Regions from separate parts of the Mus musculus genome. Here all the other regions are linked to region 2. The links are chromatin loops, found by intact Hi-C in ENCODE. Cell type or tissue: heart. All regions are shown on one strand. Links, peaks and the distances in the headings refer to the core of each region. The heading gives the core; the rest is flanking DNA. Region 1 has its middle 18 kb from the start of Gm23902. Region 2 overlaps Dars (aspartyl-tRNA synthetase). Region 3 has its middle 33 kb from the start of Gm23902.

Region 1 (11,647 bases), core at 4,534-7,033, 100 kb after region 2:
GGCTCTGTCTCAAAAAACAAAGTGGAGAGCCATCAAGGAATACACTTAGCCTTCGGTGTCCACATGTACAAGGAAGTGCACACACACACACACACACACACCTAACTCTTAGTTGTCCAAGGGCACAACGTGTTAGAGCTATTTACTATTTAAGAAGCTTCATTATTTTTAAGCTGTCAGCAAAAGCCCCTACCCCCTCTTAAATGTTATGGAGAGTATAAAGAAAATTTTAATATGAACTGCTCCAAGAGATGGATCTAGTTCCATATGGTGCAGACTGGGGATGTAGCTCAGTTGGTTGGATGCTTGCCTAGCATTCACAAAGTCCTGGATTTCATCCTCAGCACCACACAAATTGGTGTGATGACACACTCATACAAACCCAGAGCTTGGGAAGTGCATGAAATTTTATAGGTCATTCTGGATTCGTGGTGAATTCAAAATCAGCCTGAACCACACAAGACTGTCTCAAATACACACACTTGAGCTCTCTCTCTCTCTCTCTCTCTCTCTCTCTCTCTCTCTCCCTCCCTCCCTCTTTCTCTCCCCCCCCCTCTCTCACACACACACACACACTCATTATAATGCAAAATATCATCAAAACACAGAAAACCTTTTCTATTTTGGAGGATCCCACTTCTATGATGAGCATAGAAGAAATCGCTTAGTCTTCGGATTTATGTTTAGTAACAAAGGAACTTCTTTTCTATTCTCCTGTGACACGTCTGTGAAACTTGTATTGACTCTCAGATGATCAAGAGCTTGGAGCTGCCAGAGACAGCACTTCTCCACAGACATTTCCTTAGTGTGAAGTCATGAGAATCAAAATTGATGGGAAACCTCTTCCAATTGCCAAGAGTCTTATAAGAAGGAGACTAAAAGTGTGATGATCTTTATCACTTAACAAGAAGATGCATTTCTATGACCATAGGATGCTGGGAAGCATGCTACAACAACAACAACAACAACTGCTTCATTTCCTTTTTTTTCAGTCCTTTGGTCAGGTCTATATCATAAAATTAAGATTTTTTTAGATGACTAATGTAATTAACAGACATGTCCAACTACAGGGAACTATATATGTCACTTCATAAAACAAGACTATATTAATTAAGAATTTTGAACAAGAGCCAACTATTAGAGTACAGTTTTGAATACTGAATGTGTATACTCCAGCCCTTTTCATGACATGAAATTTTTATCATGCATTATAAATACCAGTGGGTTTCATCATGACATTTTCATACATGTGCTGAATGTATTGTGGTCATAGTCACAGGCATCTTATCTTTTCTTGTTCCTCTCCTACTCCTGTGGATCCCTCTTTTCTTCTTAACTGGTCTCCTACTACCACATCTTGTGTGTGTGTGTGTGTGTGTGTGTGTGTGTGTGTGTGTGTGTTCCAATGAGCTTCAATGGGCACACAGGTGGGGGAGGAGATTCTGGGTGACTTTTCAGTGGTTAAACCACCTAAGAAAACATCTCTCTCTCCTTTCCCCAGTAACTTTTACTGGTCTTGGTAAGGCATTACATCCAAGTTAGAGGCAGAGCCAGGATACAAACCCAAATTTCCCACTTTTCCCAGATGTACCTCCCGCCTCGGATGCTTTTAGGTAGACATCGGGGCAGATGAACGACGATTTAAGGTCTGTGCCCAGATTTATTTCTCAGTTTATTGCAGTAGTCAGTCAATCAATGAATACTCAATTAGCTTCTACTGTGTACCTGGCACTGTTTTACATAATGTAAAGTAATTTAATAGTTACTTATTGGTTCAGATTTTCTGTCAGTGAACTCCTGGGGTGGGGGTAGGGGAGTGGTGAGCTGGGTGGGGGCTTTGTGCTGTGGAGTTAACCCTTGCAGGTTCACTTGATGGCTTTCATTCTTTAGATGAGATTGGGAGTGTTCAGGGTGCTGTGGCCTTAGACAGTGCTTTTATTTTTAAGTCTCATGGGTTGGGGAGAAAGACAGAAAGATGAAGAAAGCACATTGGTGCTATGGTGCATGTGTGGCAGTGACAGGCAGTCACAAGATAGCTTTAGCTCTCTGTTTTTCACCTTGTTGGAGTCTCTCTCTCCCCGTTTTTTTGAGACAGCGTTTCTCTGTGTAGCCCTGGCTGTCCTGGAACTCATTTTGTACACTAGGCTGGCCTCGAACTGAGAAATCCGCCTGCCTCTGCCTCCCAAGTGCTGGGATTAAAGGAGTGCGCCACCACTGCCCGGCTTGACTGGTTGCTTCTTATTTGTGGCTGCTATACAACAGGCTACCTCAAGCTTCCAGGAATTCTCCTGTCTCCACTTCCCATCTCACTGCAGGAGCACTGGGATTAGGCATGCATGGCTTTATGTAGGTTCTGGGGATCCGAACTCAGGACTTCAAGTTTGTGTGCAGGAGTTTCACCCAGTGAACTGTCTTCCTAGCGCCTCGAGAACCTTTGCTTATAACGAGCTTCTGTCCATTGGAACTCTCTGCTCCTCTTGCCTCTCTTGTCTCACATCCTCCACATGGAGCAGTGGCCAAGAGCCTTTCCTCAGAGCCTCTTACATCATTTCTTCTCTTTCCCCAGCTGCTTGTCTTGAGGGCCCTGTTTCCCCACTGCCACCTCTGGTCTGTGGTTGAGGCTTGGGGTCCTCCCACAAGGGATCCCCCATAACACTGACATCATCTCGCCTTTTCTGAAAAGCAGAGTTGTTCTGTTTTGCTCCTCTAAGTTTGCTAGGCCACTGCCATCGCCACCCGTTGGCTTTTCTACAATCTCTTGGTCTAGGTTCTTTCAAACCTTGCATGATCAGTGGTTTTATGTTTTGCTTTTGTTTTCTCTTTTCTTTTGGATGGGGTCTCTTGTGCCTAGGAAGGCCTCTGGAAGATGATCTTGAACTCCTGATCCTCCTCCTTCCTCTTCCTTCTCCTCCTCCTCCTCCTCCTCCTCCTCCTCCTCCACCTCCTCCTCCTCCTCCTCCTCCTCCTCCTCCTCCTCCTCCTCCTCCTCCTCCTCCTCCTCTTTCTCCTTCTCCTCCTCTCAACTGGGATTACAGGTGTATACCACTATGTCCACTTTAGGCCTGTGCTAAAGATGGAGCCCAGGCTTTTGTGCATGCTACTAGTCAAGCACTCTACCAACTAAGCCACATGTCTAGTCCCCTGATATTCTTGATCACAGTTTTTTTTTTTCCATTTTATTCGCTCTATATACGGTTGCTAAGTCTCTCTTCCTAGGGTGTGGTCGTCTGTAGGCATATACTACCTGCCTGGGATTTGTACCTCAAATCCTCCAGGCCACTAATAAATACTTCATTTCTCTCTTTCACCTGTCTTACACATGTAAAAGCTGGATGAAGTCAGGTGTGACGGGCACACCTGTAATCCCAGCATTTGGGAGCTTGTGGAAGGAAGACGCAAGCTTGAGGCTAGTCTGAGCTACGCAGTGAGACACTGAAAATAAAACAAACAAAAACAAAACAAAGCAAAAAAAACAAAAAACCAAGGCAGATTGTTGTACGCCTTTAGTCCCAGACCTTGGGTGTCAGAGGCAGGTGAATCTTTGAGTTCGAGGCCAGCATGGCCTACAAAGTTCCAGGATAGCCAGGGCTATACTAACAGACCTTGTCTCTAAAAACAAAAATAGAAATGCAAATAAACAAAGAAAAAATAAAAAAAAAACCCAAAAGGTAGGGTGCTGGAGAGATGGCTCTATGGTTAAGAGCACTTGCCGCTTTTACAGAGGACCAGAGTTGTGTTCTAGTCAGCCCATTAGGAGGCTCACGAGTACCCATGAATCCAGCCCCAGATCATCTTCTGACCTCTATTGTCTGACACACAGCAATACTTACTTGGGCATATGCATACATACGTACATACATACACATACATACATACATACATACATACATACATACATACATATATACACATACACAGAGAGCAAGATAAATCTTTTCAAAAGGTTGAACACATATGTCTCTAAAATCATCTTTCAAAGCTCCACATAGGCAAAATGTCGAAACTAGTTGCGGCGGGGGTGGGGTGGGGTGGGGTGGGGTGGGGTGGGGGGGCGATGTTTTGAAAGTTTAGCAATTAGTGAGAAAAATTCTCAGCTATAAGTGATTTTATTTTCACCTAGTAGTTATCATTATTTAATGCATTCTGGCTTTATATTATTATTTTTAGCCAAATAGAAAATAGCTCTGTGGGAGGGAAAAGGCAATGCTTTGCTTCTCTTCAGCCCCACCCACCTGCCTCAGATGGGCTGTGATCCCTCCGTCATCCTGGCTCACTCTCAGCACTGGGTAGAGCCACTGCCAACGGTGGTGCATCTGGCACAGCATTGACAAATATTTGGATTTCATACCTAACTGGCTGATATGGCAGCTGCTGTTTGAAGTAGAACTGGTTAAAAAGTTAAATGGCTAGTGAGATCACTCTCTTGATAACATGTTTTCCTTGAAGCAAGCATGAGGACATGTGTTCAATCAAAAAAAAAAAAAAAAAAAAAAAAAAAAAAAAAGGAAGAAGAAGAAGCTGGGTGTAGGATCTAGAGCTTGCAATCCCAGCACTGGGGAGGCAGCAACAGGCAGATCCCTACGGCTTGATAGCCAGCCTGCCTAGTTTACGTGGTACACTCCACAGCAGTGAGAGACCCTGTCGGAAAAACAGGATGGATAACATCTGGGAAAGGACAGCTGAGGCTGTCCTCTGGTCTTCACATACATACATACATACATAAGCGTTTACCAGTACACACGTGCATACACACACACATGCATATGCACACATACACGCACGCGCGCACACACACACACACACTCTCTCTCAATTAAAACAGATAAAAGATAGTCCTCTGATTCAGGTTTGATTCCCTCTTGTGACCTACATTGCTTCCCTGTGACTAAAGTTTTAACAACATCTTGTGGGAAGATGGTGAGGATAACGAGAGAAACAGAGATGGCTGGCCGTTTCCCATTTACGGTATACCTGGATTTCTATACTGCCTGTAAGTGCTGAGACACCAGTGGTCAGCAGGCAGATGATGCTGTGTGATGAATCCACGTATTCCCCACTAATAATACGATAGAAAGAAATAGTGAGCTTAGTGTTATCTTCACACCCTTATCCCTCAGCAAATAAGGAGTATTAATTGAGTGATATAACAACACTTTTATCCACGCTGAAGAAAAACCTCACAGATTCTCGGTGTTCTTTCTTCAAAGGGAGGAGACCCTTTCCTGTTTTTATACTCAATGGTTTCTAACTATAATTTGCAATTTCGTTTCCCAGAATCCAAATCTGATCCTGAACACGGAGTCACAGAGCGGATGGTGATGGGTTAAATGCTTGAGGCTGGAGGACAGAGAAGCATCCAGAAACAGTCTTCTACACTGTGCTCTTGACGAGTTGGCTGACACCAAAGAAAACCTTTCAGTCCTCAATGAATTCCATGGCAACTATAGCCTTGGAAACTTGAGAGGCATGGGGGCAGGGAAAGAGACCCCGCTGGGATGAAGATAAGATGACTGAACCAGGCTGCCATTTGATGCTTCGTGCTTGGGTTGAGAGTGAAGGGCGCCGGCGGGGGAGGACTGACTGCCCACATCAGCCACAAGGATGATCTCATACCAGCCAAAAGGCTAGCCAGGGGCTTGGCAACCAGCTGGCGGATGAATCAGGAGAGAAGAAGGGACTCTGAGACAGCACCTTGGTATTGGGGTGAGCCTAGCCAGGAGTTCTGGTCCTTCCTGGTATAGAACGCATCTCTATCCACAAAAGCTTTGGTTCCAAATAATGCCCATGCGTGTATTGTAACGCAGGCGCGGTGACTACAGTGGCTCTGTAATAGCCTTTTGTGTGAACGACAACAATGGAGGGGGAGAAATCAGGACAGGGTTCCCAGGGCAGACTGGCGGGTGCGGTTGTGTTTCCAGGCAGGCTGCAAAGTGAGCGGAGGATCTGCTCGTTGCCAGGCAACCAGACGCTGCATGCTTGCTCTTGAGGAGCGCCCTGAATGACTTCGGGAAAGCCAGAATCCAGCGTTCACAGGACTGGCTGGGGCACCAGGAAACAAAGTCAGGGGCTGAGGCAGTGGATACGTGAGGTGAGGGATAGGTCTTGTATCCTTAAAGAGGAGGTCATTAGGAACTCCCTTCTTTAAATCCTCTGAGTCAGTGCCCTGCTTCGGGCCTGCGTGTAGACTGCTTGCAGAAGTTCTTCCTCCTCTTGAAGCTTCCAGCCCAGATGTTGCACTCAATTGTCTGCCTATTGTGTGAAACGCGTCAGCAGTCCGAAACAAACAACAAAAACAAACCCGCTTCAAGTGGCCAGCTGAAACTCATTTATGTAGGCCGGAATATTTTCCAAAGTAGGACTACCACGCACCTGGAGGCCTGCTTTACAAAAACAGCTGCTAAGGCAGTGTGGTTCTTGGCTCACATGGAGAAGGACTAGGGAAAACGGAAACTTCGGAATTGCGAGAGGAAAACACAGGGGAAACACTTAAATGTACAGACAGAGGCAAGATATTCTGAAAGGGACTCGGCGAGGGAAATAAGCTCAAGAACTAACAAATAGGATTGTATGAGATTTTAAGGCTTCTGTACAGCGGAGGAAATAGTTACCAGAGTGAAGAGGCTGTCTAGAGAATGAGAAAAAAAAACTTTGTGAATTACACATCCGACAGTGGATTAATAGCCAGCATTAAAAAAAAAAAAATCGCAAGAATTAAATGTCCCAACCTCCGATCTCCCATTCAGTACATGGGCTAACAAAATAGGCCACTGCCAAAAGAAGAAACACAAATGGCCAACCAAGACTTGGAAAAATGTGTATATGTCCTTAAGCCATGGGGAAATGCAAATGAAAACTATGTTGATATTTCATCTCAAGACAATCAAACTGGCTAGTATCAAGGAGACAAGGACAACAAACGCTGGTGAGGTTGTGGAAGGAGGAGCCCTGTTCACTGTCAGTGGGGCTGGAACTCACTCTCCTATGGAGTCAGCATGCAAGTTCTTCAACACCAAAACAGAACCACCACATGACCCGTCTGTACCATTCCTGGCAGATACCAAAGGACCCCCAGGCAGAGCACCACAGTGATACTGGCACAACCCTGTGTATTGCTACACTGTTCACGATAGGCAGGAGATAGAACCAGCCTAGATGTCCATGAACAGATTAATGAATAAATAAAATATGATATATATATGTATATATATATATGAGTTTTACGTGGCCATTAAAAAAAATGAAATAATGGCTTTTGCGGGAAAAATGAATGGAACTAGAAACCATCTTCAATGAAATAAGCCAGGCTCTCATACCCAGGACCTAAACTTAAAATTATATATCTATGTATGTGGATAGGTATGTGTGCTTATATATATGTATTTTCAAGTTGTAAAACTAGAAAGGGGATCAGGGGTTTTGGGGAGTATGGGGGAGTAGAGGATGGCAGGGTGTGGGGGTTGGGTGGTACTTATCTTAATCTCAGCACTCAGGAGCCCCAGGCAGGTGGATCTATAAGTTTGAGGTCAGCCTGGTCTATAGACAGTCAAGGCTACACGGAGAAACCTTGTCTTGGGGGAGCGGGGGACGGGGGGGACGGGGGGCGGGGAGGAGAGAAAGAAAGGAAGAAAGGAAGGAAGGCAGGCAGGAAGGAAGGAGATCATGACAGGGTAAGAAGAGATCTTAAAGGAGGTGGGAAACAGAGACAGGGATACTTGTAATAAAAAAAAGGGGGGGGGGCAGGGCTACCTAAGGAAAGGGACCTAGTAAGAGTGGAGGAGGGTTGCCGGGAGGGGGCTGGAAGGGAAGGAAGGCAGTTGGGGAGGGGAATGGATAAGAACAAAGTATAACAGCTCAACTGGATGAAGATTCCTGGGCAAAACCAAATTCTTTGTATGCTAACCAGAACTGTTAATAAAAAGTAAATGTAGATCCCTTTAGCTCCTTGGGTACTTTCTCTAGCTCCTCCATTGGGGGCCCTGTGATCCATCCAATAGCTGACTGTGAGCATCCACTTCTGTGTTTGCTAGGCCCCGGCATAGTCTCACTAGAGACAGCTATATCAGCGTCCTTTCAGCAAAATCTTGCTAGTGTATGCAATGGTGTCAGAGTTTGGAGGCTGATTATGGGATGGATCCCCGGGAATAACAATATGAACTAACCAGTACCACCCCCCCCCCCCCCGAGCTCGTGTCTCTAGCTGTATATGTATCAGAAGATGGCCTAGTTGGCCATCAGTGGAAAGAGAGGCCCATTGGTCGTGCAAACTTTATATGCCTCAGTACAGGGGAACACCAGGACCAAGAAGTGGGAGTGGGTGGGTGGGTGAATGGGTGGGGGAGGGTGTGGGGGACTTTTGGGATAGCATTGGAAATGTAAATGAAGAAAATACCTAATTAAAAAAAAAGAAGAAAAAAGTAAATGTAGCTAGAATCAGAAAGAGAGCATATATATAAAACACCTTTTAGGTGGGATGCTTGGGTCTGGATGTTAGACCCGGAAAGGAAGGGATTTGTGGGAAGGCATACCAGTCAGAGTTTGGTGTGATGTGAGTGTGTCACAGACACAGAGCAGTGTTTTCTCTTAGTATTGTTGACATATGGTCCCAAGACCTCCCAAAATGAAATAGCCTACTACTACCCCACCCCTTCCATTTTGGTAATTAAGCAATTAATATCACACAGTCTGGAAACAAAATAACATTCCAAGAACACAGAACTCTTTGACCCTGAGGGTTGGGTAGAAGAATTTTCTCAGTGTCTTTTGTTTTTGTTTTTAAATATGGAAATACCAGAACAAATAATCAAAACCATTTTATCCTAATAGGGAACTAGACAATTCTTGATCGGCTTATGTTTAACCACACACCCATATTTGTGGACACACACATACACTCCCTCTTCCTTTCCTGGTCTAACATCTTAGACCAAACAAGGCACATGGGAGGCTTTGCTTTTACAGACAGACATTGGTATTGCTTCCCTGAGCTTATTAGTTGTACAAACAGAGATGTTTCTTTATATTTGTCTAGAAGAACTATTGCATTTCAGGCAGGGCACTACAAATTATGAAAAAAAGATAGGGAGGGCAAGGGTGTGTAGCTTAGTTGGTAGAGTGCTTGCCTAATCCAACTTGAAACCCCAAGTTCCCTTATCACTTACAATCCCAACTCACGAGGTTGAGGCAGAAGAATCAGAAGTTCAAGGTCACCTTTAGTCAACTACACAGCAAGTTCTAGACCAGCCTGCGATAGGTGTGTCCTTGTCCTAAGAAGGAAAGAAAGAAGGAGAGCAAGGGAGAAGTTAGTTCTAGAAATCTGATATATGGCTGGGCAGTGGTGGCACATTCAGAAGGCAGAGGCAAATGGATCTCTGTGAGTTCAAGGCCAGCCTGGTCTACAAAGTGAGTTCCAAGACAGCCAAGGTTACACAGAGAAACCCTGTCTCTAAAAACAAACAGACAAACAAACAAACAAACAAACATATATGATATGGTATCTGCTTATAGCAACACTGTATTATACATTGATATGTATGTATGTATTTATGTATATATTTATTTATAGACAGAGTTTTACTGTGTAGCACAGGCTGATCTAAAATCGGCAACTGTCCTACCCCAGACTCCAGAGTCCTGGAATTACAGGTGTGCTCTGCCACACCTGCCTAACATAAATTAAGAGGACACGAGAAGAGTTCTCGGAAGGGGAAAAAAAAAAAACAACAACAAAGTGCTTGGACATGACGGGCAGTCTTTAGGTCGTTGTGGTGATGACGTTATAGATAGACTCTTCTGTGTTAGCTGCTTTTCTTGCACCCATGACTGAGATCTGACAACGAGCAACATAAGGACGGAAGGGTTTGTTTTGGCTTTCAGTCAGTATGAGGTATAGCCCATCAGAGAGGAGACCTAAGGGCAACGGGGTGTGTGCAGTTGGTCGCAGTGGCCTCCATAGTCTGGAAGCAGAGAGAGATGAAGGCTGGACTTTCTTCTCTTCAGTCAGCACTGGACCCTGGAACATGGAATGGGGCCATCCACCTCCAGGGATCATCTTCCCTCCTTAGTTAGACCTTTCTCGAAACACCTTCACAGCTATGCCCAGCAGTGTGTCTCCATAGTGACTCCAAATTCTATCAAGCTGAATATCAAGATTAACCATCGAAGTTTGTGTCCAAACTCACATTGTGTCCACATTCCTGTGTTCTTGAGCAAGGGACTCTCCTTTACATCACTCTGTTTCTTCTCCCTTTATGGTCTCTGTAAACCAAGCACCTGGGGTGAAGATGTGCTTCAAGTCAGAGGATGGTAACAGGTAAGGGCTTCTCAGGCTGCCCAGACCACTCTACTTTGGTATACAAGCATCTGGGTGATTGTGATTGGTAACTGAGGGAGGGTGTGAGGTGGGATAACCTTTGACACTTTCTTTCTTTCCAAGACAGGATTTCAACTAACCCAAGGCTAATCGTTAAACTTGTTATGTAGCCCGTGTTGGGGATGTGGGGGTGGAGGGCTGGTTTGGGGGAGACTTGAACTTTTGATCCTCTGTCTTTACCTGCTAAGTACTAGAATTATAGACCTGCCAGAGGCAGGTGGATATCTGATGGTCTCTGCAGCTCTTCAGAAATTTGAGTGTTGTGTGTATGTCTGTATGTGCGTGTAGATAAGCTGTTCCAGGTACATTCAATGCATATACACTTGACCAAGCAAAATGTATAATTCCTAAACTTGGCTTGTCAAAGCAATAGGATCAACTGGGTACAGTTTATTTGGTGTTGGGAACTGACCCCAGGGCTTTGTGCATGCTAGGTTAGGAATATAATAACTATGCCAGATGTCTAGTCCTACCTGTAGTACTTCTGAAAAACAAGCAAGTCTGTATTCAGGGGGAATAGATAAGAGGTAGTTAACGTGTTCCAGCTTCTTTTTGTTGCTGTGATAAACGCCACGACCAAAACTTGTGGGTGGAAAGGGCTTATTTGTTTTACACTGTCCACATTACAGTCTGTCCTTGAGGGAAGTCAGGACAGGTGCCCAAGTAGAAATCTAGAGGCAGGATCTGAAGCAGAGACCATGGAGGGACACTGCTTTCAGCCTTGTTCCTTCAGCTACCTCTCTTACACAGTCCAGACCTGCCTTCCTAGGAACAGGGCTGCCCACTGTGGGCTGTGCCTTCCTATGTAAATTAGAAGAATCACGTGACCACTAGCTGCCACACCCCTCCATCCCCTTCCCTCCCCCACCATGCCCACAGGCCACTCAGGCAAGGCAATTCTTCAGTTGAAGGTCCCCCACTTCCCAGGTGTTTCATGTTGACAGGCAAACTTAGCCATCGCTTATAGAAAAAGAATGTATCCTCCCCTTATCTAGTCTGACTTGTCATAGCTTCCTCAGTTAGCATTTTTTGTTTTTCAAGACAGGGTTTCTCTGTGTAGCTCTGGCTGTCCTGGAACTTGCTCTGTAGACCAGGCTGGCCTCAAAATCAGAAATCCACTTGCCTCTGCTTCCTGAGTGCTGGGATTAAAGGCATGAGCCACCACCCAGCTTTCCATTAGCATTTTGTGTTCATTTGACTGTTCCTTTCCCTGGACTTCAGCAGGTGACCTTGGCATTATAAGACTTTTTTTTTTCTTTCTGAAAATGAGCCTTGAGG
Region 2 (2,500 bases), core at 1-2,500:
TATTTTCATAAGATAAATTAGGTTCTATGCCTCTAAGGCTGTTCGTTCCCTCCCTCCCTCTCTCTATATATAGTTATTTGAGACAGGGTTTCTTTTTATAACCTTGGCTGTCCCGGATTTCATTATATAGACCAGGCCCCTGCCCCCTGAGTGCTGGGATTAAAGGTGTGCACCACAATGCCTAGTCATAAAATATTTTTAAAGACTCATTTACTTTTATTTTATACACATGACTGTTTTGCCTGCATGTATGTATGTATATGTATGTGTAGTACATGAATACATGGTGTCCTGCCATGGATCCCCTGGAAGAGGAACTACCAATAGCTATAAGCCATCTGTACTGGAAGCCAAATCTGGATCCTCTAAAAGAGCAGCAAGAGCTCTTAAGTGCTGAGCTCCAGTCCCTGCCCCCCAATATATGTATGTATATAATTCATATATTATATATGTTATTATAATATATACTATCTACCTATCTCTCTATATAATGTACTTGCTTGTTGTGTGTGACTGTTTATCTACATGTGTTCTGCAAGAACGGCAAGTATTCTTATCCACTGAGCCATCTTTCCAGATCTCCTTTTCATTCATTTTGAGGCAAGGTCTAAGCTGCTCAGGCTGGCTCAGATCTTACTCTGAAGTCCAGGCAAGCTTTGAATTAGGAAACCTCTTGCTTCCTGAGTACATGGGATTACTGTCCTGTGCCATCAGGTTTGTCTTCCTACATTTGTCAACGGGTTACAACTAGGGGAAAAACTGCAAAGTTATAGACAAAATTATTAAAGCATAGGCAAACAGATTAAATATAACATTTTAATTTTTATTATGTAAAATATTATTATGCAAAATGCCAATGTATTAAGAGTTATCAGCTGGGTGAAATACATTAAACCTAAGCATTAAAGTTGAAAGAGAAAATATCAGAGACCAACCTTAGATCTTCCTCATCGTCCATTTCAACTCCAGCTTCTCTAAGCATTGCCAAAGCCTCGCAATACTCCAGTCTTAAAGTTGGCTCCAAAAATTTGAACGGCTCACATGGGAACTGTTTACTCACAGTTTGAATTTCAGTCTGAAACCTGTATGTTCAATGCTTTAGTTAATAAAATGTTCATTAAATGCTTCTTCCACAAGAGGTCACTATAAGCAATACACAATTATCAGCGACTGAACCAAGAAAAGCATTATCAATTTGTTTAGCATTAACATACTTAAAACATTTCAGTTTCATGCTTTAAAAAGAAGTTACAGTAGCATTAGAGGATTAAAATTTTTATTTGCAATAATTATCAGCTAACACTGTTGGAAACACAAAATAGCCATTTGGAGAAGCATTAAAAAACCCAACTTTTTAATCCTGAAACACTTCTTATACATGAGGACACTAATGCAGGTCTGCCTTGTTCGCCCATTCCCACCATGCTGTCTAAATTATTTCAAGAACACTACTTCTTTCCTACTGTGATATCCCTAAGGTCCAATGCCTACCCTACACATAGTAGGACAAGAAAAATGGTAACTGCAGAGTTGTATTTCTGTTGTGAAGGATGCTGTCTTGTTTTTTGAGTCCCTGATTAGCCTCACGCTTGTGATGCGCAATGTCACTGTCTCAAAATGCTGCAATTTTAAGGTATAAGCCATTATACCTGGCTCAGAGATATTTTAATAAGATTTAGAAAAGCATCTTTTTGGCTAAAATATTTATCGATGAAATGACAGGAAACTTGCTTCAGACAGAGAAGGAAACGGGCATAGCATGTATTAGTGCCAGGCATGGTGGCGCACGCCTTTAATCCCAACACTCAAGAGAGGCAGAGGCAGGCGGATTTCTAAGTTCGAGGCCAGCCTGGTCTACAAAGTGAGTTCCAGGACAGCCGGGGCAATACAGAGATAAACCCTGTTTCAAAAAAACCAAAAAAATAATAAATAAATAAATAAATAAATTAGCTGTAGACTGGCAATACCAAGTTCATGGGATTTGCGAGGTTTAATGTCCCTAATTTAAACATGTTTTAAAGTAAGGGCTGGAGAGATGCTTCCGTGGTTAAAAGCACTCTTCTCTTGAAGAAGACCTGAGTGCAGTTCCTAGTATCCACATCAGGTGGCTTGTAGCCACCTGTAACTGTAGTGTCAGAGAAATTGACACCTTCTAGACTCTGAGGACACTTGTACTCACAACATATACACAAACCACCCCCACATATGCATTATAAAAAGCAAAAATAGTCTTTACTCCCATATGGGATTACAGGTGTGTGTCACACCTGGCAGTCACTGATTTGGAAATGACTGCTGCTTTGACTGTTTGTGTCTACTCTCTCCCAACAGTTGACAGGTTCCATCTGCATATTGTCCTGCATCATAAACATGAGTGGGATACAGCACAAGCCTGACAGTCCAAATTACAAGGGACAGAATAACAAACAATTTCTTTTTTTATATCCGAGACAGGGTTTCTCTGTGTAGCCCTGGCTGTCCTGGAACTCATTCTGTAGAC
Region 3 (11,647 bases), core at 4,262-6,761, 85 kb after region 2:
CAATAAACTTAAACCTTTTCCAGAGAAATACAACACAAATTAGGATTTTAATTTTAGGATTTTAGTAAATAGTCCATAAATATGTAAAAAAGATCAAATTTACTCCTGAATCAAAAGGCAAAAATTATTTGCAAAAACCATACCTATTTAATTTGCTTTTATACTATATTCTTTTTAAATAGGCAATTGTTTAATAATATTACTTTCAATGGGTTTCATTGTAATGTTTCCATTAGAGCCTACAGCATTCTAAATGTATGTTATTTGCATGCATTAGAATATAGAAAAATCTAATGATTCAATAGCATTCTGCCCAAGAAGGAGACAGTTTCTAGAAAGGGAGAAATTGACTCTTTGATGTTACCGACATATTGAAGGTAATAAATTCATTGTGTTGGTTATCTGGGTTATAACTCCTTTTGTTGTTGTGAGATTTTATTTTCATGCCAGGGAGCTTTCTCAAGACTAGAAAGACCCAGTGACAACAAACGAAAATCATTTTTAAGACAAATAAATGCTTTAAAAATCACGACATTTATTTTCATTCAAAAACACTGGAGGCATCATGTCAGCTACGGAAGGAAAGAATTGGAAGGCCAAAGATATTCAACTTGGCAGAAAGGAAAGATAAAGTGCCTATTCGTAGCAGAATATTGCACGTGCCTTTAGAGAGGAATACATTTTAGATGAGAGTCCAGAGAGCCAAAAGGGGAAAGGGTCAAGGTTCAGAGAGCCCAGGACAAGGCAGAGGACTGGGGTTCTGGCACAGTGCATTACTGCATGGCCAATTTTCCAAGGCCAGCTGTTACCAGTCAGATGCAGGTCTGGGATGAGGGGAGGAGCAATCAATAGGGAGAGCAGCCCACCCTTCCCCATTTGCCTGGAGATTCATCTCAGGACCGATCAATAGTTTTCCAATCTTAATCTAGGGAGCAAAGTCAGAAACCACTCTGATGGCTTTTTAGTTCATTTCTTACTAATACAATTCAATTTGAGGGATTTTCTGTATCGGCATGGTGGTCACATATTTGATTTTTAAAAAAATTAGCCTTATTGCTTATCAAATAAATAAAAATTAGAATAGTTGGTCTTTTAAACCACTAACTTAAAACGACCAGGGAGGAGTAGGGAAGGTTAGGAGCTACCAGGATTCTGTTGGAGCATGTTCCTTGGTTTATTGAGATTGGAGAACCATGAATATTCCATAGCCTAGCAAGGTCCCCTTTAGAAATGCATTCCAAAGTCATAGTCCAGATATGCACAGAAATGCCCACACAAAGTGCTCCTTAGAGCTTTGCTTCTGATTGGGGAGTAAGGAAATAAACACCCCAACAATAGAATGATAAAGTGTGTGTGTGATGACTTGTAGGTATAACATGACTACTGCTCTCTTGACCACACAGCATTTGTGATTACCTGCACAAGATTGGGCCTCTTGACAGCCTGTCATGGGAGAGGGCTTTCCTATCCCATACCTCCACGAGGATGTACAGACAGTTAATGGTTGCGAGGGGCAAGGGGAGAGATGATTTCTTCTCAGTATAGCATCTGGTTAGTTGCTCCTACTCCTGTAAACAATCCCTAAAGTGCCTAATGTAACACCATTGGGGTCAGGGCACGGAGAGAGGAAGAGAGAGAGAGGAAGAGAGAGAGAGAGAGAGAGAGAGAGAGAGAGAGAGAGAGAGAGAGAGAGAGAGAAGAGAAGAGGAGAGGAGAGGAGAGGAGAGGAGAGGAGAGAAGGAAGGAAGACAGGAGGCTGAGTTGAGAAGAAGGGAATCAGTGTGAGACAGACAAGAAGAGAGGGTAATGAAGGTAGATATCAATATCTATCTATCTATCTATCTATCTATCTATCTATCTATCTATCTATACATATATATGTATGTATATGCATATATACATATATATGTATATGAAAATGTCATAATGAAATCTATTTTAGCATAATCAATATATGTTAATAAAACAATTCAAAACATTGACAAAAAAGAGAGAGAAAAAGAGAAAGAAATGATGTTCTATGGCCTAGAGAAACATCTTCCTGAGTTTTTTTTTTTTTAGCTCAGTTTGTCATTTCTACTTAAGGTCAGCCTTCCCTCTCCTCCATGTCCTTCTCATCAGATAGTCTGTGCTCTTGTCAGACAGGCTCGCTTGCAGGTTGTGCCCTGAGCTAACCCCAAGTGTGTCCTTGCGCCCCTCCCTTTCCTCACGTTTCCTCATTGGGTCACCATTCCTCCACCTGTGATGTCTTCTTTCTTCACAGCCCATACTTGGTTTGTTTGTTTGTTTTTTAAATGTCTGGGTGTTTTTCCTGCATGTACGTCTGTGCACCACACGTGTGCCTGGAGTTCACAGAGGCCAGAAGAGGGCATCATCCCTGGAACCGGAGTTCCAAATGGTTGTGAGTTGCCATGTGCAGGCTGGGCATCAAATCCTGCTCTTCTGAAAGAGCAACTTGTGCTGTTTACTGCTGGGCCATCTCCCAGCCCCTTCAGTCCACCTTAAAGCCACTTAATATTTCTACAGTATTCCTTTCTTTCCTCAGCCCACTTCTGGGTCTGTCATAATTTGTCTTTTCTGGTTCTCTCATCTGTATTAGAACGACCTGAGTATATGTTTTATTTTCTCTATCAGATTTTGAACAGCCTAATAGTTTCCTAAACATGTCGAAGTGGAGTGATTGACTGAAAGGATAGACTGAATGGGACCCGATAGACTTGGTGCCAGATGCCAACATTCTCTGCAGATGTGGAATGACAGTGACAAATGCCAAGGCAGCTCTTTGACTTTTGTGTGGTCTAGGGTCTCAGGCTGAGAGTTCTCATATGATTGAGCATGGAATTGTGGGTAGACCAGGAAGACCAAGACTAGGAAAGAGTGGTGTGAGATCAGCATAGGTAGTAAAGCAGGCTACGGTTTCCAATCCTCCAGCCCTCTTGACCCCAACAGTTGGCAGAAGGAGAAAGATTAGATTTAAAAAAAATTGAAACAAAGACTTCAATGGCTCAGGCTGGTCTCAAGTTCTCATTGTAGCAGAGGGTGACCTTGAACTTCTGATCATCCTGCCTCTATTTCCTGAGGGCTGGAATTATTAGTATGTGCCACCATTCCTGGTTTACAAAGTGCTGAGAATAGAACTCAGAGCTTCACGCACATTAAATAAGTGATCTATCAACTCAGCTATATCCCCAGCCCCTTGACTTCTTATTAACATATAATCATATCTATAACTTATATGTAAACAATAGGTGCTGTTTTAAGGCAGCTCTATGGCACACACACATAACATCAGGGCATTAGGATTTCCATCTTGTTGATGTCTATATTTGCCTATGAATGTCTCCCTTCTACTCCATGGAACATATAATAGATTATTGTGATGGCAGCCACAGAGCAATAGAACACTTGAGCTCATTTCTTCTAGATCAATTGGAATTCTAATCAAGAAAGGGGCTTGATGGGGGCTGAGGACACAACTCAGTTGGCACTGTGCTTGCCAAGCATACCTGCGGCCTTGGGTTCAATCCCTAGCACCATGTAAACTAGGCCTGGTGGTGCGGGACGGTAATCCTAGAACATGGGAAATGAAGGCCGGAGGATGAGAGGTTCAGGGTCAATCTTGGCTGCATAGTGGGTTTGAGGCCAGCCTTGGTTACATGACTCTAACTCAAAAACAGCATGAAAACATAAAAATAAGGTGGGTGGGGGTAGGTGGGCAGGAGGAGGTAAACTTGGTGAAGCTCACTGAGAAAAGAGTAAGCAGTTGAGTGGAGCTTCAGGCTTTAAAAGGACTCAACAACATGTATTTCACACAGTGGACCTCAAAGACAAAATATCTACCTATACTGTGAGGAGATAAGAATTATCCAAACATTTTAAGGAGCCAAATCAAACCAAGAAGGCCTTCGAGATGGTCCAGTGGATAGAGGAGCTTGCCATGAAACCTGATGGTCTGAGTTCAATCTTAGAGATCCACCTGGTAGAGGAGAGAACCAACTCTTGCAGGTTGTCTGACTTTTACCCAAGTGCCATAGTGCATGTCCTTAGAGACAGACAGATGCACAGATATAATAGAATTTGTTTTTAATGAAAGCAAGCCTGTTCTTTTGTGTTTGTGTGTGGTGTGTATGTATGTGCACCTGTGTTTTCAGATGCATGGGCCAGTGTATGAGAATGCAGGGGCCAGAGCAGGACGTCTGGTGTCTTCCTCTCTTGCTCTTGCCCTTTAGGCTAGGCTGGTTAGCCAGTGAGCTTGTCTGGACTTCGCTTGTCTCCAGTCCTCTGCACTGGGGTTGTAGGCATGCTTGGCTATGACTGGCATTTACATTAGTCCCGGGGAATCAAACTCTTCACGTTCTTCATGCTTGCACAGCAAGTGTTCTTACTAAGCCATTTCCTCCAGCTTGAGAAAGATGTTTTCAGTGGAGAAAAAGCGATTAGGGCCGATTTAACAACACACATTGATTTATATGTTCCCTAAGTCACTATGCAGCAAACACTCCACTTGTGTTGATAGTACAGCTACCTTGACACCTTCAGTGACGTAGTTATAAAGCCAGACAGCTGAAGCAACTGTCCAAAATCGTCAAGCTCACGTCTTGCTAAGGCTTGTTTTGCCCCTATCTAGCACAACCTGTACCTCTGCATCTATACTTAGCAATGCACCTGCTAAGCTCCTTCATCCTTCAGGAAATGCCTCTACTTCCCGGAAAAAAAAAAAAAAAAAAAAAAAAAAAAAGATGCAACAAACTGCAACGCAAAATCCCAGCATAGCCAGCTAACTCCAGATTGAACTTTGGCTCCTATTCTAACAGACACCACGGTCAACTTCACAAATGACGTTCTCACACAAATATGGAGAGCACGTGCCATTTGGCTTCTGCTGTGTATATGACGCGTCTATTTGTGTTCTGAGATGGGTCTGTAAAGTGCCCGACAATCAAGCCTGAGGTCCTGGGTTCAGATCTCCAGGACCCTCATAAAGAGTCGAGTGTAGTGGTCGTGCTTGCCTGGAACCCCAGCACTGGGGAGGCAGAGACAGGTGGAATCTCACTGGCTTGTCTGTCCTGCTGACTCTGAGGACGAGAATAACCGTGGATGATACCCAGCGTCACTCTTGGCTTGCCACACCTGCTCAGGTGCACCTGTGTACACACACAGACATGTATGCCATACACAGGTATTCTTTTATGCATGCCTACTTTTTATTTTATTTTATTTTATTTTATTTTATTTTATTTTTTGGAAGTTCCTTACTACGCTAAGATTAAACCTCATTAAAGCGTTTGGAGGTAAACAACAACAAAAACTGCTTCTCACCAAAGCCTCCCTTTCCTTCTGCCAAGCAACAGTCACTTAACAGACCGGACCGGGAGTGAATAGGAAACGCTATACTCCAGATACTGTAATGAATAACCTCTGAGGGCCTGAACGCCTCTCTGTTCCCACAGACTGCTATCCAAAGAGCGCCGCTCCAACTCGGAAGGGAAGGATTTGCCCCGGCTTGGAAGGAAGTAGAATAAATAGAAACATAAGTGGCAAGGTCACCTTTAATATCATACGAACAGCTTCTCAACAAGCCTCACAATTGCTTTGTTTCTTCCTGCTCCTGTGCTATAAACAGGCAGAGTGCAGGCAAACTCTTAGAACACACACAGCGAGCAGAGGAAGCTCCCAGAGTCCCGAGGAAGGGGGAGGCGGCGGGCTCCCGGGACCACGAGGCATGCCAGGGTTAACAATTGTGTTAATGCTGCGGTGGCCAGAAGGGAAAACTGCTTGTTTTGAAAGGAAGGAGTTATATTGTCTTAAATTCCTGTGTATAAAATATAGGACAAACAAACTCCAGTGGGAATCTTCTATTGGGCTCTGTGGGATACTGTCTTCCCACTCGGCTTGTCTCTACTCCAGGTATCACACAGCGCTGATATGAAAGCGAGTCTTGAAAAGCCATCCTTAGGACCTGTTCAGTTGGGATGATAAACACCGGGTGGGCTCAGCACCGGGTTCCTCTGCAGAGGTCTTTCTCTCTTCACGGTCCTTCTTTCCTTCCTTTTGTTCTCTCTGTCTCTTCTTCTTTTCTTCCTCCCTGTCCCCCATTCCTTTCTGATTTTCACTCCTCCCTCTTTCTCTTTTGACAGACAGGCTCTCTAGCTAAGACTGGCCTCAAATTCAATATGCAGCAGAAGAAGACCTTGAATGTCCCTGCCTCTACTTCCCAAGCGGGAAGTTGAATTACAGACCCATACAACTTGCAGCTTGTTGGGTGCTGGAAATGGGACCAGGATCTAGTGCTTGTTAGATAACCATGCTCTCCTAACTGAGCTATAGCTCACCCCACCTCCACCTTTCTCTCTCCTTCTTTTGCTCATGTTCATTCCTCTTTTGTCTCCTATCTCTCTGCAGGCTGTCCTTTCCCTTTAAACGTCTCCTGGTTGAGGGGAAGCAAAGACTAGCTAGGTATGCAAAAGACCCCCAAACCATAAAATTATTGTTTTCATTGCTACTTCATAACTGTGGTGAATTGTAATGTAAATACTGATATGCAGGATATTTGATCTGTGACCCTCAATGGGGTTGAGACCCACAGGTTGAGAACCAACACTCTAAGAAGTCTGGATGCCAAACAGATATCCAGTAGGTCAGGGATTTCAGTGCTGTGGCTTTCAGGGATTCTTAGAGAATCCAGTATCTCTCTCATCTTGGAACACTGTAATGAAAACTGCACTTGCATTACTGTAAGAAGAAGAGGTGCAGAATTTGGACTGGGCTTTCAGTCCAAGAGAGATGACTTCGTACCTCTGGGATGCAGGCTATCAGGCATGTGTACTAGGCGACGTTGAACTGGATGCTGTGAATTGCTACTTGTCACTCCGTATCGTCTCTATGCTCAGCAAAGGCATTAGGTCCTCATTGTGTATTTGGTTCTATGTGCTGTGCTAGAGACTGAACCCAGGGCCTTAGACATGCCAGGAAATGCTCTACCATCAAGCTATAATCCCAGCTCCCTGAAACCTATTTATTTATTTATTTATTTATTTATTTATTTATTTACTTACTTACTTATTTATTTTTGTGACAGGGTCGAATGTATCCCAGGCTGGCCTCAACTTCTCTGTATAGCCAAGGATGACATTGTATCTTATTTATTTTACTGTTAATGTATGTGGGAGACGATCTTTCTACCTCATTAAGGTAGTCTCTCTCTCTCTCTCTCTCTCTCCTCTTTCTCTCTCAAGACTTGTTTATTTTTATTTCATGTGTATGAAGGTTTTGTCTGCATCTATGTATTTATATCATGTGAGGAGGCCAGAACTGGGCATTGGATCCCCTGGAACTGGAGTTACAGATCATTGTGAGCTGCTATGTGGGTACTAGAAACTGAACCCAGGTGCTCTGCAAGATCTGCAACTGGTCTTAACCTCTGAGCCATCCTTCCAGCCCCAGGGACTCTGTTTTTGTCACACTTTGTACTCCAGGATAGTTTGTCCTTCAACTTCTGGGTTAATCTACCCCTGCCTCTCACTATGGAATACAGGAATTGCACAGGTACACCACCACATTGGAATTTGTCCTTGAGTTCTTGATCCTCCTGTTTCTCCCTCCTAAACTCTGGAATTACAGATATGTGCCACCACCCCTGGTTTCTATGTGGTGCTCGGTATGGAAGCCAGGGCTTTGTGCATGCTGAGCCATTACTCTATCAACTAAGCTACATTAATTAGTTACTTACAATTGCAAAATGATACAGTCTCAGCACAACGTATGATGAATTGGAGTGAACGACAATGGAAACCACTAGACTGAGCCAGAGCTATTGAGTGGCCAGTTATTTTAATCTGCAGATAACATGTCATACATAACAAGAGATTCTTATCTCTGTCTGGAAAGTGTGTTAAATTAAGCAGACATTGTGGATTAGTCTAAAAGTTCTAACAGATGTGATGTACTGGAGTGCTGTGTTAGCATGGGTCTGAAAAGGGTAGGCATACTCCACCATGCTCCTGCACTAGAGGACATTACCCCCAACTGTGAGAAGGGTGTGGTGAGCGAAGAATGGGCTCTTGCCTTTGTTCTCTGGCTGCCTAGAAGAGCTTGGCTCATTTGCTATAGGGAACAATAAGGAGTCTCACAATGTATTGGACCTATGGTTGAGTGCACAGGAAAACACACACACACACACACACACACACACACACACACACACACACACACATACACACACACACACACAGAGTGTATACCCACTTCAGAGCTGAACATTTTCTTCACCTTAAAAAAAAAAAAGAAAGCATGGGTTGGGAGCTATGGAAACATTGCTTAGTTATTATAGTGTTTGCCCTGCAAGCAAAAGGACCAGGGTTTGCTCCCGAGAACCCACATAAAGATGCTGGGTGTGTTGACGTGTGCTTGTAACACCCAGGAGATGAGGATAGACAGATGCCTGGGGCTCACTGACCATCCAGCCTAACCTATTTGTCAAACTCCAGGTCAATGAGAGACCATCTCCAAAACATGGTCAGTGGCCATGCCTGAGGAATCAAATCCATGGTTGTCCTCTGGTGTCCACATGTAAGCAGGCATACATGCAATATGCAAGCAGCTAATACAGACAGAGAAATTTATCATCTAGTCCATATCATCCAGTCCAATATTGTGTTTCCTCTAGGGACAGCAGCACCTCATCCAAAGGCATCAACTACATGACTGCACTACCTGCCTTCTACTGGTGATGTGCCCTGGCTCCAACCCCCTTCCCCTTTCCTTTGTAGTTCTGTTTCTGAAAAGAATCTAACATCGCTGACTTCTTGGTCAAAAACCTGCCCCACGTCTATGCTATGTGATTGCATGAGCTCGATCCCCTGTTCATTAAGACTGCCCCATGAAACAGAATTGATGAGCGCTCAGGGGCCATTTGTAGCATTTGCGATCCACAGGCATCGGAGCTTGATGCATGACCCTCATCTCCTTGGCCTCCTGCGCAATGATGCTCATCTGTCTTAGTTAGAAAGTCAATTAATCTTGACCTTAGCCCCTGGGGTGTGGCTCTCCATTCTCTCACACACTCTCTCTCTTCTCAGAAGCACTTCTTGTTCGAGTCTGTGCTCCCCCAATTTCAATCACACCCAGCCATTTGTCTTCAAATTATACTGCTTTGATTTTATACAAAATCTATATTTCTAGCATTATATATTCCCAGGAAGTTCTTGTTCTGAGCTGTAATTTAATTATAAGGATCATTAAGGCGCTGAAGAGTGCTAACGGGCAGAAAGGGAGTTAACAGCACATAAGTTATTAGGAATTGCACATTGCTGTGCATTTCGACATCTCTCCTAGGATGTGGGCATTTTGTCGAAAGAGGGTTTGTTTTGAACAGTGACAGTGCAGAAGACGCTCTTCTTTCTGCTTTTATTTTTGTTGTTGCGGCATGCATTACAAACCATCAGTTATATTAGTTAGGCAATGGATTTAGCAAAACTATTGGCTGTGAGTGGCACATGCCTTTAATATCATACTTGGAAGGCAGAGACAGGTGGATTTCTGTGAGTTCAAGGTCAGCCTGGTCTACAAAAGGAGATCCAGGCCAGCTAGGACTGAATAGTGAGACCCTGCTTCGAAACAGAACCAAATAAAACTGTCAGAGAAAACTCATTGTATCAGGTGATTACTTTAGTCCAACCATGCACGTGCCTCTCTGTATTTCATTCATACTTTCTCTGGATGTGAATGTAATTAGTATTTTACAATGAAAGCAAAATTCCCAAGAATATCTTTTAAAAGGTGTGTGAAGTGTGTGTGTGTTGCTGGAGAGATGGCTCATTGGTTCAGAGCATGTATTGCTCTTGCAGAGGGCCTGAATTCAGTTCCCAACACCCATATTGGGTGACTAACAACCACCAAAACTGGAGCTTCAGGGTATCCAATGGCCTCTTCTAGACTTTAAAGGCACTGCACACACACAGTACACAGACATATGTAAAGGCAAAACACTCCCTTATAAAAAATAATAAAAGAAAACTTTAACTAAAAAATAAAATAGTTGGCATTCAAGGCTCCCTCTATCCTCTACAAACACGCACATAAATGTATATATAATATACAGGCAGGCACATTGACACAGGCAGACACAGACACGGACACATACACACACACACACACACACACACACACACACACACACACAAGGTTGGCACCTCTAGGGCACTCCCACACAGTGTGCCCTAATATAATTGACTTCATCTAGGGTATTTCATGGGAAGATGCTAGACAGAAAGGAGAGAATAGCCTCCAGCCTTCACAAGTTAAGAATTAACAGTAAGTAGTTTCATTGGCTACTGTTACAAATGAGTATATTTTGAAAACAATGGGATTTGTGGAGATTATTAATGCTGAGTTGCAAGGAATGGCAAATTCTATGATAGCATATCGCAGGCAGAAAGACAGGAATGCAAATGCACATGTGCACATAGTGGCACAAAAAGGGTACCATTACAGGGCTGGGAACGGTCAGTCAGTAAGCACCAAGGACTGGAGCTTGGATCCCCAGCATCCATGCACATTCTGGGCAGAAGTGCTGGCCTGCCTCTAATCCCAATGCTTGAGAAGCAGACAGGGGATTCCTGGAGCAAGCTGGCTAGCTAGACTCGCCAAATCAGCAAACTCTGGGTTCAGCAAAAGACGCTGCTTCAATATCTAAGGCAGAGAGTACACACACACACACACACACACACACACACACACACACGCACGCACACACACGCGCGCACGCTTGTGTGCATCATGCACATATAAGAGAAGAAAATTATTTTTTGTAAGTACTAATTGTTCTGTGCCCTGGACACAGGGAAGGGGAGAAACTAGATCAATGGTGGAGATGCACGGCAAGCAGGGAGGGACCAGAGAGAAAGGAAACTGGGCAGACTGGGAGCTATGAGAAAGGACGAGGAGAAAGACATTACCAAATGCCAAGGGGTAAGTGGAACACAGGAAGTAGAGCCTACCATTCCCCTCCCACCCAGTTCTAGTTCTGTTTCTCCCTCCCCCTGCCCTGGTCCTAGGGCTGGCCTTGAATTTGCTGGGTAGCTGAAGGTGATCCTGAACTGACCCTCCTGCCTTTGAGTGCTGGGGTTATAGGTGTATGCCACCACACCAGTTGGCGGTGTGTGTGTGTGTGTGTGTGTGTGTGTGTGTGTGTGTGTGTGTGTGTATAATCCAGAGCTTCATGTACATGTCAGACAAGTGTGCTACCCACTGAGCTACTTCCCTCATAGGAGAAATGTTTTTTCTTTTGAACTGAGAAATTCAGGTACTTCCTAGTATGAAAGAAATATGAAAGAGGAAAGAAAACAAGTTAAAAGTTATGGAAAGTTGGAAAAGAGAAAGTTAGTAAAGCCATATCAAGTAACCTAAAAAGAATCACTTTCATTTATTTTTTTAAAAGATTTATTTATTTTATTAAAATAAATACTGTACTGGTTAGTACACTGTCGCTCTCTTCAGACACACCAGATGAGGGTATTGGATCCCATTACAGATGGTTGTGAGCCACATGTGGTTGCTGGGATTTGAATTTAGGACCTATGGAAGAGCAGTCAGTGCTCTTAACCGCTGAGCCATCTCTCCAGCCCCACCCCCATTTTCATTTATTAAT

What was found. A loop is a pair of places that touch in the nucleus more often than their neighbours do. Peaks named below come from ENCODE experiments on the same cell type or tissue, not always from the same donor. Only the 100,000 strongest peaks of a DNase experiment are listed, where the experiment ranks them.
Region 1: a loop joins it to region 2, with 2.3 times the contacts of the local background. A loop is called at or near these places in 3 of 42 quality-filtered maps.
Region 3: it touches region 2 in a loop (3-fold over the local background); 6 of 42 quality-filtered maps call a loop at or near these places.

Annotation. Positions count from the first base shown.
Region 1 is chr1:128,466,697-128,478,343 of GRCm38, forward strand. No RefSeq gene overlaps it. Among named protein-coding and RNA genes, the nearest start is that of Gm23902, 18 kb to the right of the region's middle. In heart, for the core only: no CTCF peak of the experiment used is centred there; DNase peaks (open chromatin) are centred at 5,965 and 6,315; H3K4me3 peaks cover 1,035 bases.
Region 2 is chr1:128,371,205-128,373,704 of GRCm38, forward strand. It overlaps Dars (aspartyl-tRNA synthetase), which reads right to left. Exons shown (of 16, transcript NM_177445.5): 11 at 936-1,082. Among named protein-coding and RNA genes, the nearest start is that of Mcm6, 13 kb to the left of the region's middle. In heart, for the core only: a CTCF peak has its summit at 1,140 (motif pointing right); no DNase peak of the experiment used is centred there.
Region 3 is chr1:128,451,604-128,463,250 of GRCm38, forward strand. No RefSeq gene overlaps it. Among named protein-coding and RNA genes, the nearest start is that of Gm23902, 33 kb to the right of the region's middle. In heart, for the core only: no CTCF peak of the experiment used is centred there; DNase peaks (open chromatin) are centred at 4,868 and 5,678; H3K4me3 peaks cover 421 bases; H3K27ac peaks cover 793 bases.